3 separate regions of the Homo sapiens genome follow, and all the other regions are linked to region 3. The links are chromatin contacts, found by Hi-C or POLR2A ChIA-PET in ENCODE. All regions are on one chromosome and are shown on one strand. The core of a region is the stretch at or near the end of the contact, and the rest is flanking DNA. Distances in the headings are between cores, read along the strand shown. Region 1 holds the start of ALDH8A1 (aldehyde dehydrogenase 8 family member A1). Region 2 overlaps SGK1 (serum/glucocorticoid regulated kinase 1). Region 3 has its middle 100 kb from the start of LINC03002.

Region 1 (3,213 bases), core at 614-3,113, 310 kb before region 3:
TGCACTCTGTACAAAAAGACAAACATTCTGATGAGTCCATCAACATTAGGCAGAGTTGTTGGAGACCCAGGAAGATGGGCTACAGAAGTCTTTATGCACACACCGGGTGGTACTCACTGTCTCTCAGCACCAAGCTCACTTCTTGGTACTTCACTCTGTGGTGCCAGGGCTGGGACCTGCGTATTTCTCTCATTCTGTTTCCAGCTGACCTGACCGTGGGCAGCACCAGAAAAAGCCTGAGACTACCTTCTGTCTCCAGTCCCTGTCAGCGACTCTCCAGCGACAGGCAACGGCGCCAGCTCCAGACTCCAGCTGCTCTGGGCCTCCCAGAATCAGCCACACCATGCTTGTCAGAAGTCTCAGCAAGAATTTTGGAGAATATCTAGAGACCAATAAAGATGGAAGCAGAGAGGGCCTAAGGAGGTGCACGGCCAGCAAGTGCCCTCATGTGATCAATGAATTTTAGAATATTGGTACCTAACCTTCAACTGAATTATAACTATAAATCATAATTATAAAAGTAATATAGGCTTGCCATAAAATATCCAAGCAGTTTAAAACGGCTTCCTGTCAACCATGTAAATAGCCAAAGAAACTATGCTGTATATATTATTCACTAGTTTTATTTTTTCACTTAACAATGCATCCTTCTAATGTCTAAGTAGTATTCCCTGTTAAGAATATAACAATTATACTCTAATATTCTCCAATTGATGGACTTTAGGTTGTTTTGATTTTTAAATTATGATAAAAAAGGATGTCCTGTGACTTATGTACTTGTTCATGAGCACGTAATTCTGTAGGAGAGATTCCTAGAAGAGAAATTGACCAGACCCTGACAAATTGCCCCAAGCAGTGTTCTGTGAACCCTCCCGCCTATGGACTAGGGATGATTCTCCACATCCTCACAGAGTAGATGTTCTCAATCTTTAAAAATGCTCTCCAGTATGATTGGCAAATCAGGCCACCTCTGTATTTCACATTCCTTGCTTAACAACAAGGCTGAACATTGTTAATATATTCATTAGCCAATTGTGTTCCTTTTCCTATGGATTGCTTTTTTGTATCTTTGCTTATCTTTTCTGTTGGGGTGCTCATTTCTCTTACCAATTTGTAGAAATTCTCAGCTACATCAGGGATCTGAAGCCCTTGCTATATGTGTCACACATGTTTTTGGCTTGTCTTTATCTCCATGGCACATCTAGGAAGATGTGAGCAGCCACTGTGGCCCCGGTTTTGGGATGGAGAGACAGCTCTTCCAAGAGAGGGCAGCCAAGGTAAAGAAACACAGATGAGCCACGGAAAGAGGGCATCTGTCTTCAGTTACCTCTGCAGGGTAAGCAGTGATGCATTGAGGAAAAAGTATATGATTTGGAGATTAAAGGGCTACAGTTCATCCCCTGCTAACTATGTGACCTTGGAAAAATGGTCTAACCTCTCCAAGGCTCAGTTTCTTCTATAAAAGAGAGGAAGTAATGGTTACTTCATATAGGATTGTTGTGTGGAATAAACGAGTAAATTCATGTAAAGGACTTGCTTTGGGGCCTGGCATCCAATCAGTGTTTGAGCAATGAACAGTTTACGGTGTGAACCCAATAAAATCACATGCACAGATGCCTTCTGATGATTTAAAGGGCTATGAACACATAAGTAAGTAGCTGTTACTTTTACACACAATTATCCATGTCAGGTAATGTACTAGAAGTCTGTGAAACATTCAGCCACTCTCTTAGTTCTGAGTTTGGAGACTGGAATGCTCTCTGAGAGCGTCAGGTGCCCTCCCACATTCACTGATTGGTAAAGGGGAAGATGGGGGCTGGGAAGGGGGAGGCTCACTCAGGAGTCCAGACAGTGGTGGGGACAACCTGAGTGCTCAGTCGTAAAGAGGAAAGGCAGAATTTTTCCTTGCTATGGCTGGAACAAACGCACTTTTGATGCTGGAAAACTTCATAGATGGAAAATTTTTACCTTGTAGCTCATATATAGATTCTTACGACCCATCAACAGGGGAAGTGTATTGCAGAGTGCCAAATAGTGGAAAAGACGAGGTGAGTATATGCACTTAAAGAAGACTGAAATGTGTTTAATATGTTGGCCAATTATGGGTAACAGTTTTCTAAAAGCAGAGGGAGTTGGGGGAAGATGTAGGATTGTTAAACATGATAGAAGGAAGATTCTAGTTCTCAGAAGATGTACCTTGTAACTGGACTGTATGATACCTAGAACAAATCTCTTCCTATATGCAGAAAGTAAGTCATTTTTCTAGCCAACCTAACACAGCCCTGTGTGCAGTTTTTTTTTGCAATTCTCAAACATTTCCTAATCAGTGTCTAGTACAAAGTATTATTTGTAAGAGCTATCACTTTGTTAAATATTCCCTTTTCTCCACCACGCACTGCTTAAATTTACCACTATATCCATGGAATTAAAAAAAAAGTATAGCTTTACTAAAATAAACAAACAAGCAAAAAACTGTGGGCTTTGTTTTAGATTGTCTTCTCATAATTTGTCATGTCTTCAAAATACCTAGTAAAATAAAATCAATCATTTGAATGATGAAACTCAAAATCAAATTCCCATATATTTTTGGAGTTAGATTTAACAGCGTCTTTTTTCTTATCCAAAGTGTTTAATGGCATATGCATTACATTTTTTTGGTGATGTAGAATTAATTTTACTTGGAGAATTTTGTAAAATATTTGAGATATATTTGATTAGCTATCAATTATTGCACTGAGAATGTAAATATATCTGAAGTGGTAAATGTAGCTGATGTATATATAGTCATCTAATGCCTTATGAATTATAATTTATTCTTTTTAAGGCACAAATAACTAGATTATTTAAAATATAGTCTTCCTATAAAAATATATATTCCATGCAAAGTTTTTTTTTAAGAACATTGCTATTTTTTTTCTTTTTTGTTAATACTTCAAATCTGTCTTGCATTTAAAGTAAACCTTCAGACTTAGGGATTAATGTTTGCAAATGTTGGTTAATGCATTGGTTAAATTATAAACTGCAATTTTGTTTGCTTCAAATGACTTAACACAGCTCTGGGAAATCCAGCTTTGTGTTTTCCACTCTTCCTTGTTTGCCAAAGTGAAGTTAAAAATGACAAACATGCCAAATTCAGCTGAAATATTTCCTGCAGCTAATGGCTCATAACTTTTTAGAAAATAGAATGAGCTATGGATGCGCTAGCTAGTAGAG
Region 2 (3,337 bases), core at 165-2,664, 370 kb after region 3:
CTTGGCTCACTGCCACCTCCGGCTCCTGGGTTCAAGGGATTCTCCTGCCTCAGCCTCCCTAGTAGCTGGGATTACAGGTGGACGCCACCATGGTGGCTAATTTTTGTGTTTTCAGTAGAAACGGGGTTTCACCATGTTGGCCAGCCTGGTCTTTAACACCTGGCCTCAAATGATCCACCTGCCTCGGCCTCCACCTCACCTGGCCTCCCTTTTTATAATCTATTGACCTATCCAAGTAATTTCACTAGAAAACTGGGCTGACTCTCTCGAAATTGAAAGTTATTGAGGCGTCAAGTAAGCAAAGTCAGTTCTCTATAATTAAAAAAAAAAAATGCCTGTTTGGAAATTACAGAAGGCAACTTCAAGCTCTCTTGGCTTTTTAAGAGAGTCAGCTCTTCCCCCTAAAAGGACGGGGGCCAATGAGAGTAGGTGTTGCCACCTGAGTTCACACCTAAGTACCTAAACTCTCTATAATTTTCCTGTATCGGTTGATATCATTATCAGCTAAACTATTTTAAATTAATAGTAATATCTGTTTGCTCTTAGATAATAGGAAAAAACCACAAGTGGAAAATCCCTAGAAGCCAGCCAATCTCTTTAATCACATCTGGCAATTTTCTAGACTGAGGGATTGCTTTTGGATGGCTTTTTTTTTTTTTTTTTCCAAGTAAAGACATTAATAAAACCAAGGTGGACTGGATTTAGCAAAGAATTTGGTTGAATATTTTGTTTACCCACTGTTCACTCAGTTTCTGTCTAGTTAAATGAAGGGCCTTACTGGTTCACCCCGGTATCTGTAGAGGTAGTTGCTTCTAAAAGTCTGGTGTGGTTTGGAGAACAGTCTCCTATAAACCCCAAGTGAGGGAATTTTTTTTTTTTTTTTTTTTGAGACAGAGTCTCGCTCTGTCGCCCAGGCTGGAGTGCAGTGGCGCGATCTCAGCTCACTGCAAGCTCCGCCTCCCGGGTTCACGCCATTCTCCTGCCTCAGCCTCCCGAGTAGCTGGGACTACAGGCACCCTCCACTACGCCCGGCAATTTTTTTTGTATTTTTAGTAGAGACGGGGTTTCACCGTGTTAGCCAGGATGGTCTCGATCTACTGACCTCGTGATCCGCCCGCCTCCTCCCAAAGTACTGGGATTACAGGCATGAGCCACAGCGCCCGGCCTGGGAATTCTTGATTTATTCAGGATAAAGAGGATGTCTCACCCCGTCTATGTTTGTTTACAATGCGCTTCACAAACAGTTGTGTAGCTCTGAATAAAACTAGGGCCCAGGTGGCCCAGGAGGCCCAGGAGCCCAGGCTGCCGCTGGCATCCGGGCATTCGTGTTTCTCGCACACACAGCTGCTGCAGCTCTCCTCCAGCCATTGTTATGAAGGGCTCCCAAAGCCACTCACAGTCAGCTACTCCCTCCAGTAAAGCAATCCGCAGCCTGAGGAAACACAATGGGCCAGTTGTAGCTTGAATTCCCCGAGGGGCCGTGGGAGGATTTCTCTACTCAGCAGTTTTGAAGGGCACCTTGCCTAACTCCTGTGCATTCACTGGGTCGGTCCAGCCACTCTCTCAAGAGCAAGCAAACATCGTAAACTCTGTCCTTAATTGGGCCTGTAAAAATCACTTGTGAGGCTTCAAAGCTGGTGAAAAGTGTCAAGGAGTCATAAAGAAGGGACACGTTGAAGCCAGTATAAGGACTAAGCCAATGGAGACAAAACCTTTTTAAGACAAAGCATGCAGTAAAATTCAGCAACAGTCCGGTTAGAAATGTGTTGCTGGATTCATTTTTGTAAGTAACACTTTTTCTCTGATGCTTCTGGAGAAAGGGAGTATTTCTCCATATCCCTTGCTACATTCTGTGTGGACAGAGAGGGAGTATCCGATAGTATCCTGGCTCATACTGTTTAAAATTGAGCCCTCCACCCGCAATGATCCTGATCATTCATATGCTTTATTTTCCTTCTTACTTATAGTTTACTTATTTTATTAAATAAATAGTATGTCCCTTTAATAATTTTATTCTGGCCAGGTGTAATGGCTCATGTCTGTAATCCCAGAGCTTTGGGATGCCAAGGCAGGAGGATCACTTGAGACCAGGAGTTCAAGACCAGCCTGGGCAACATAATGAGACACCGTCTCTCCAAAAAATAAATAGCCGAACGTGGTGGCGCGCATCTGTAGTCCCAGGTAACTGGGAGGCTGAGGCGAGAGGATAGCTTGAGCCTAGGAGCTCTTGGTTGAAGTGAGCTATGATCGTGCCACAGCCCTCCAACAAAGGGAATAGAGTGAGACTGTATCTCTGTAAAAAAAACCAACCAAACAAACAGAAAAGTCACTATGAACATATTCAGACTGTAACATATTAAAAAAAAGAAAAAGAAAATATAAAAATAAAAAACAAAAAGAAATAAAAATAACATGAAAAAAGAATATTTAAAAAAAATTTTATTTTGTTGGCCATAACTCAAGCTCTAGAGTGCGGGTGTTCAGGGAGTCAGGGGAGATATACATTTCAAGATACAAAGATTCTTAGTCCAGGCATACAACTTACAAATATATTTGAATAGATTTATCATCTGTTTAAATCCTGTTCACAGTAACCCTAAAGTTAAATCTACTTGGCAAAAGAGACATTGAAAGTAAGCCAGAGTAAAAAGATTGATTTTAAACTACAACGTTGGAGACAAAGCAAGAACAGTTACCAGACTTCAAGCCCAAAACTATCTGAATAAGAATAATAAAAAACATTATCCATCTCTAATGAAATTGAACACTTTTTAGACTGATCAAAAACACATTTAGTACTAACATTAAGAAGATACATTCTATTGGAGTCTCAAACTTTTAAAGTTTCATTTAGACTTCCATTAATGAATCAGCGAAACATTCTTAATATACCTACTAACATGCTTAAGGGGCCCTATAGTGACAGAAATATTTAAGGAAACCCAAAATTTTAACTTTAGGATAGTAAACTCAAAAAGATATTTTATTTTTTTTGAGACAGAGTCTCCTTCTTTCACCCAGGCTGGAATGCAGTGCCATGATCTCAGGCTCACTGCAACCTCTGCCTCCGAGGTTCAAGCCGTTCTTCTGCTTCAGCCTCTGGAGCAGCTGGGGTTACGGGTGTGCACCACCACGCCCAGCTAATTTTTGTATTTTTAGGAGAGTCAGGGTTTCACCATGTTGGTCAGGCTGGTCTTGAACTCCTGAGATCAGGTGATCCACACGCCTCAGCCTCCCAAACCCAAAGTGCTGGGATTACAGGTGTGAGCCACCACAACCGGCCTCACAAAGATATTTTAAATGGCTATTGAAAAGAGTACATATAGGCCAGGTGCAG
Region 3 (3,346 bases), core at 572-3,071:
CATGAAAAGTAAAGTCCAAAAGACCAAGGGCTTCATTTTATTCTTTGTTGTGTTTTCAAAGCTTAGTATATTGCGAGTTTTCAATAAATATTTATTGAAAGTTAAATGAATGAGAAACAAATGTAATGTTAAAAACAGTGGAATCTGTATGTGGCTTTTACTGTTTCAGTTTTCCCTCCCTTGTGCGATATTTCAGATAGATGATGAAATGATAATATCAACCCCACAAGTGTTACTCCCCTTCCTCTCCATTTCCATGTCCCAGTGTAACTATTGGGCATTGTCTGTGTCCTATATTTTTTCTGGTATGAATTGACTTATAAAGAGAAAGCATTTTCTGATCTACTTTAGACCTAGTCTCAAGTTAGCATTCAACTCACACTAAGCAGGGAAAAAAAACAAACATCTGGACTTTCTCTTCTTTCTTCCATTAACCATTACAAGATTTTTTCAGACAGTAGTCAAGCTGTAACTTGTATTTATTATCTTTTTAGCCAATGGGAGGAAAACCAGGATCTGTGATCAGTTGCAGGCCTTGGAAACTTCCAAGACACCCAGAGTCCTGGGAATTTCCCTCCATTGCCGCTCTGGAGCTGACCCAGGCTTGCCTGCTACTGCGGCTGTATGTCACAGTAGGCAAGGGTTCCAGATCTGTCTGTGCTTATTGCCTCCATCTGTAAAGAATAAACTACAATTATTGCTTATTCCAATATAAGGCTATAGAGAAAATAACAACAGAGTACTTTATGCCCAGTAATGAAAAGCATTGTTCGTGGCCCTACAAAGCAATGGGCATTGCCTTAGTAATTAAGCTTATGTTCCATGCACAGATACTACAATTAAAAACTTTCAGAGTCTTGGAGGGTGGATCCATACTATAGGCAAAGGATAAAAAATAAGTAGGATTTGAAAAGCATGCTTACTCTTTGTAAACTTAGAGAACTTTGAGAAAAGAGAAAAGTTTCTGCAAGCTAGTTTTGGCATTTAATTACATTAGCGTACAACTATTCCTTGGTGAGACAGAATGAAGAGAACCTTGACCCAATTCAGTCCCACCCCTTCCCTATCTTCTCCTCTCTTCTTCCCCTGGTTATCTTTGAAATTATACTCCAGGATAAGCCTGGCTTTGGTTTATCTGCAAACAAAAGGGCTGTCAAATTTAAGAATGTTATGTTTTCGCTTCAGAATTCATTCATTCATTTAAAAATTATGTTGTACACCTATGGGAAATGCAAATGTAAATAAGACCTTAGAGGGGCTTACATTTTAGCAGATTGTACATTCATTAAACAATTTAGTTATTCAATTACAATCGTAATGGGTGCCTTGAAGGAGAAGAATCAGGTGGTATGAGAAGATTTAAGGAAGTCCTGATTGAGACTTTCCTGTGAAGGTGGCCCTTCAGCTACATTCTGAAGGAGAGATACGATTTAGGAGATGAAGGGGGTGAGGAAGTTTTTAGGCAGAGAGAGAAGCACATGTCAGTGTGTTGAGTCAGGGAATAACCTGGCATAATCAAGAGACCCAGACATGGCCAGGGTGGACCAGCCAGCACCCCAGAGGGCTCCCAGATGAGAGGCTAATGAAGCAACAAGAGCCAGAGCCCAGAGCCTCTGCCATTCTCCCCAGTGGTGCTTCCTGTTACAGAATTGAGAGATCCTCTTCATTCATTTCCCTGACACTTGCATATTTAGGAGGTATCTGACATGTGACGCACTGAAAAGTTGTGGCTTTGCTCATGTGCTATAAGCAGTAGAGACACAATTCCTTCTGCTTCTGTCTGGAACATATCTCAGCTGACTCATCTGCTGCAGTAGCAGACAATGAGCACCAGGGGGCAGAAAGCATTCTTCTGTGTTTGCTCTGGTAGACCACAAAATGGTGAAATGTGCACTCACTTTGACCTAAAGTATTAAACAAGGAATTAGCTACTACCATGATTGGAGGTCATTGCCTTTCTAATCTTACCCAAGCATTACACAAGAAACCAACAAAACTCTTGGTGAGTTTATTGAGTATGATTTAATTCACTCTGAATTAAACCAGGAAGCGTAACTAACATGTCTTAATGAAGCTGTGACTGTCACATGATGATGGTTTAGAAAGAAGAGGGCCATTTGAGGGGATGTCTCAAAATATTGTACTAGGGAAACAAGGAAGGACGAACCATAGAAGCACAGTCTTCAGCTGTCTTCCAAGACTGTTTCCAGGTAGAAATGAGAGGTGGAAACCGTAAGAGAGGTGCAGAAGGTCTTAAATATGTAATTGGGTAGGTCAATGCAATTTGAGAGTTGATAAGCTATTAATACGAAGACAATGTGACTTTTGGCAGCTATGTTTCCAACAAATGATTACCTCTGGGGAAAACCGATAAATAAACAAGGCTTCTCATTACAACAAATTGGTCATGGATTGGGTGGTATTAACCTCACACTAATCATGTCTTACTGATTGATGCAGATGGAAGTCTCATGCCAGTCACGAGTCAAACCAAATAATTAGCAGATGTCACCAATGCCGATCTGCTGATGTCTAAAAATGGAACAAGTGAATCAGCAAACTATTTAGGAAAGTAAGGCTATGCCAACCATTCTGTCATTAAGAGCCTTGTAAGGGCAATATGGTCTATGTGTCATCAGGGTCCCTCAGCGTGACCATGAAAAAGAAAATGGATACCTATATGCTAAACATAACTATAACCATTGACTATGTGTATAAATACCATATTATGTAGATTATTTTTAAAGTCTCAAAAAGTACTTAAAACTAATTACTAGGACAATGCCTCCCTGTTATTATTGTTATTGTCACTGTCATCATCAAAAGCAAATGGCACTGGTTAAAGTGAGGCATGATCTTTTTTCTCTGGAAGTACATACTTTGATAATAAAATACTAATACACATGAATGTAAGAAATATATAAGTAAATATACATGGAGCTAATATAGAAAAGCCTAACACAGGCATCACTGAAATAAGAAAGGAAAGTTTGATTTACTGAAACTTAATAGACATACTTATGTGACAGTTATTATGCTGGGCACTTTATAAACATTGCTATATTTATATTTCATAGCAATCCTGTGGAGTTGGGTTTACCATTACCTTCATTTTACAATAGACTTGGGAAAGTGGAGTAATTTGTATAGCAAGTGGCAGAGTCAAATATGGAAACAAGTCTGTCCGTAGGGACCTTTGTTAATATTGGTCACCCAACATCCATCTCCACTTCCTATCAACATCTTCCATTTCCTTTGGAGGATTTGCTTTTCCCCCATTGTGGAGAGTTCTAGTAGATCAGAAAATTCAGATAATCTGTTCTTCCTCAATGAAAGTAAAGAGTAG

Evidence for each region. A loop is a pair of places that touch in the nucleus more often than their neighbours do. ChIA-PET counts read pairs that join two places held with the same protein, here RNA polymerase II (POLR2A). Pooled maps may share reads with other maps.
Region 1: a loop to region 3 is called in a map of heart right ventricle, with 3 times the contacts of the local background. The contact joins the promoter of ALDH8A1 here to the enhancer-like site in region 3. A Hi-C loop is called at or near these places in 20 of 168 maps with a recorded cell type or tissue (B cell, CD4-positive, alpha-beta T cell, CD4-positive, alpha-beta memory T cell and 13 more), 25 of 37 single-sample maps with no recorded cell type and 32 of 50 pooled maps.
Region 2: POLR2A ChIA-PET joins it to region 3 with 13 read pairs in T-cell. The contact joins two enhancer-like sites. POLR2A ChIA-PET finds 5 or more read pairs at or near these places in 4 of 52 experiments (AG04450, GM10248, OCI-LY7 and 1 more).

The regions. Positions count from the first base shown.
Region 1 is chr6:134,948,751-134,951,963 of GRCh38, reverse strand. It overlaps ALDH8A1 (aldehyde dehydrogenase 8 family member A1), which reads left to right and starts at 1,863. Exons shown (of 7, transcript NM_022568.4): 1 at 1,863-2,048. The coding sequence starts at 1,911.
Region 2 is chr6:134,266,273-134,269,609 of GRCh38, reverse strand. The region is part of intron 1 of SGK1 (serum/glucocorticoid regulated kinase 1); the gene reads left to right. Among named protein-coding and RNA genes, the nearest start is that of SGK1, 50 kb to the left of the region's middle. Within about 2 kb of position 1,414, at least 5 of the 41 ENCODE cell types and tissues checked have a DNase peak (open chromatin) inside an H3K27ac peak, as active enhancers do.
Region 3 is chr6:134,639,611-134,642,956 of GRCh38, reverse strand. No RefSeq gene overlaps it. Among named protein-coding and RNA genes, the nearest start is that of LINC03002, 100 kb to the right of the region's middle. Within about 2 kb of position 1,821, at least 11 of the 41 ENCODE cell types and tissues checked have a DNase peak (open chromatin) inside an H3K27ac peak, as active enhancers do; they include heart right ventricle, where a contact is called at or near this core.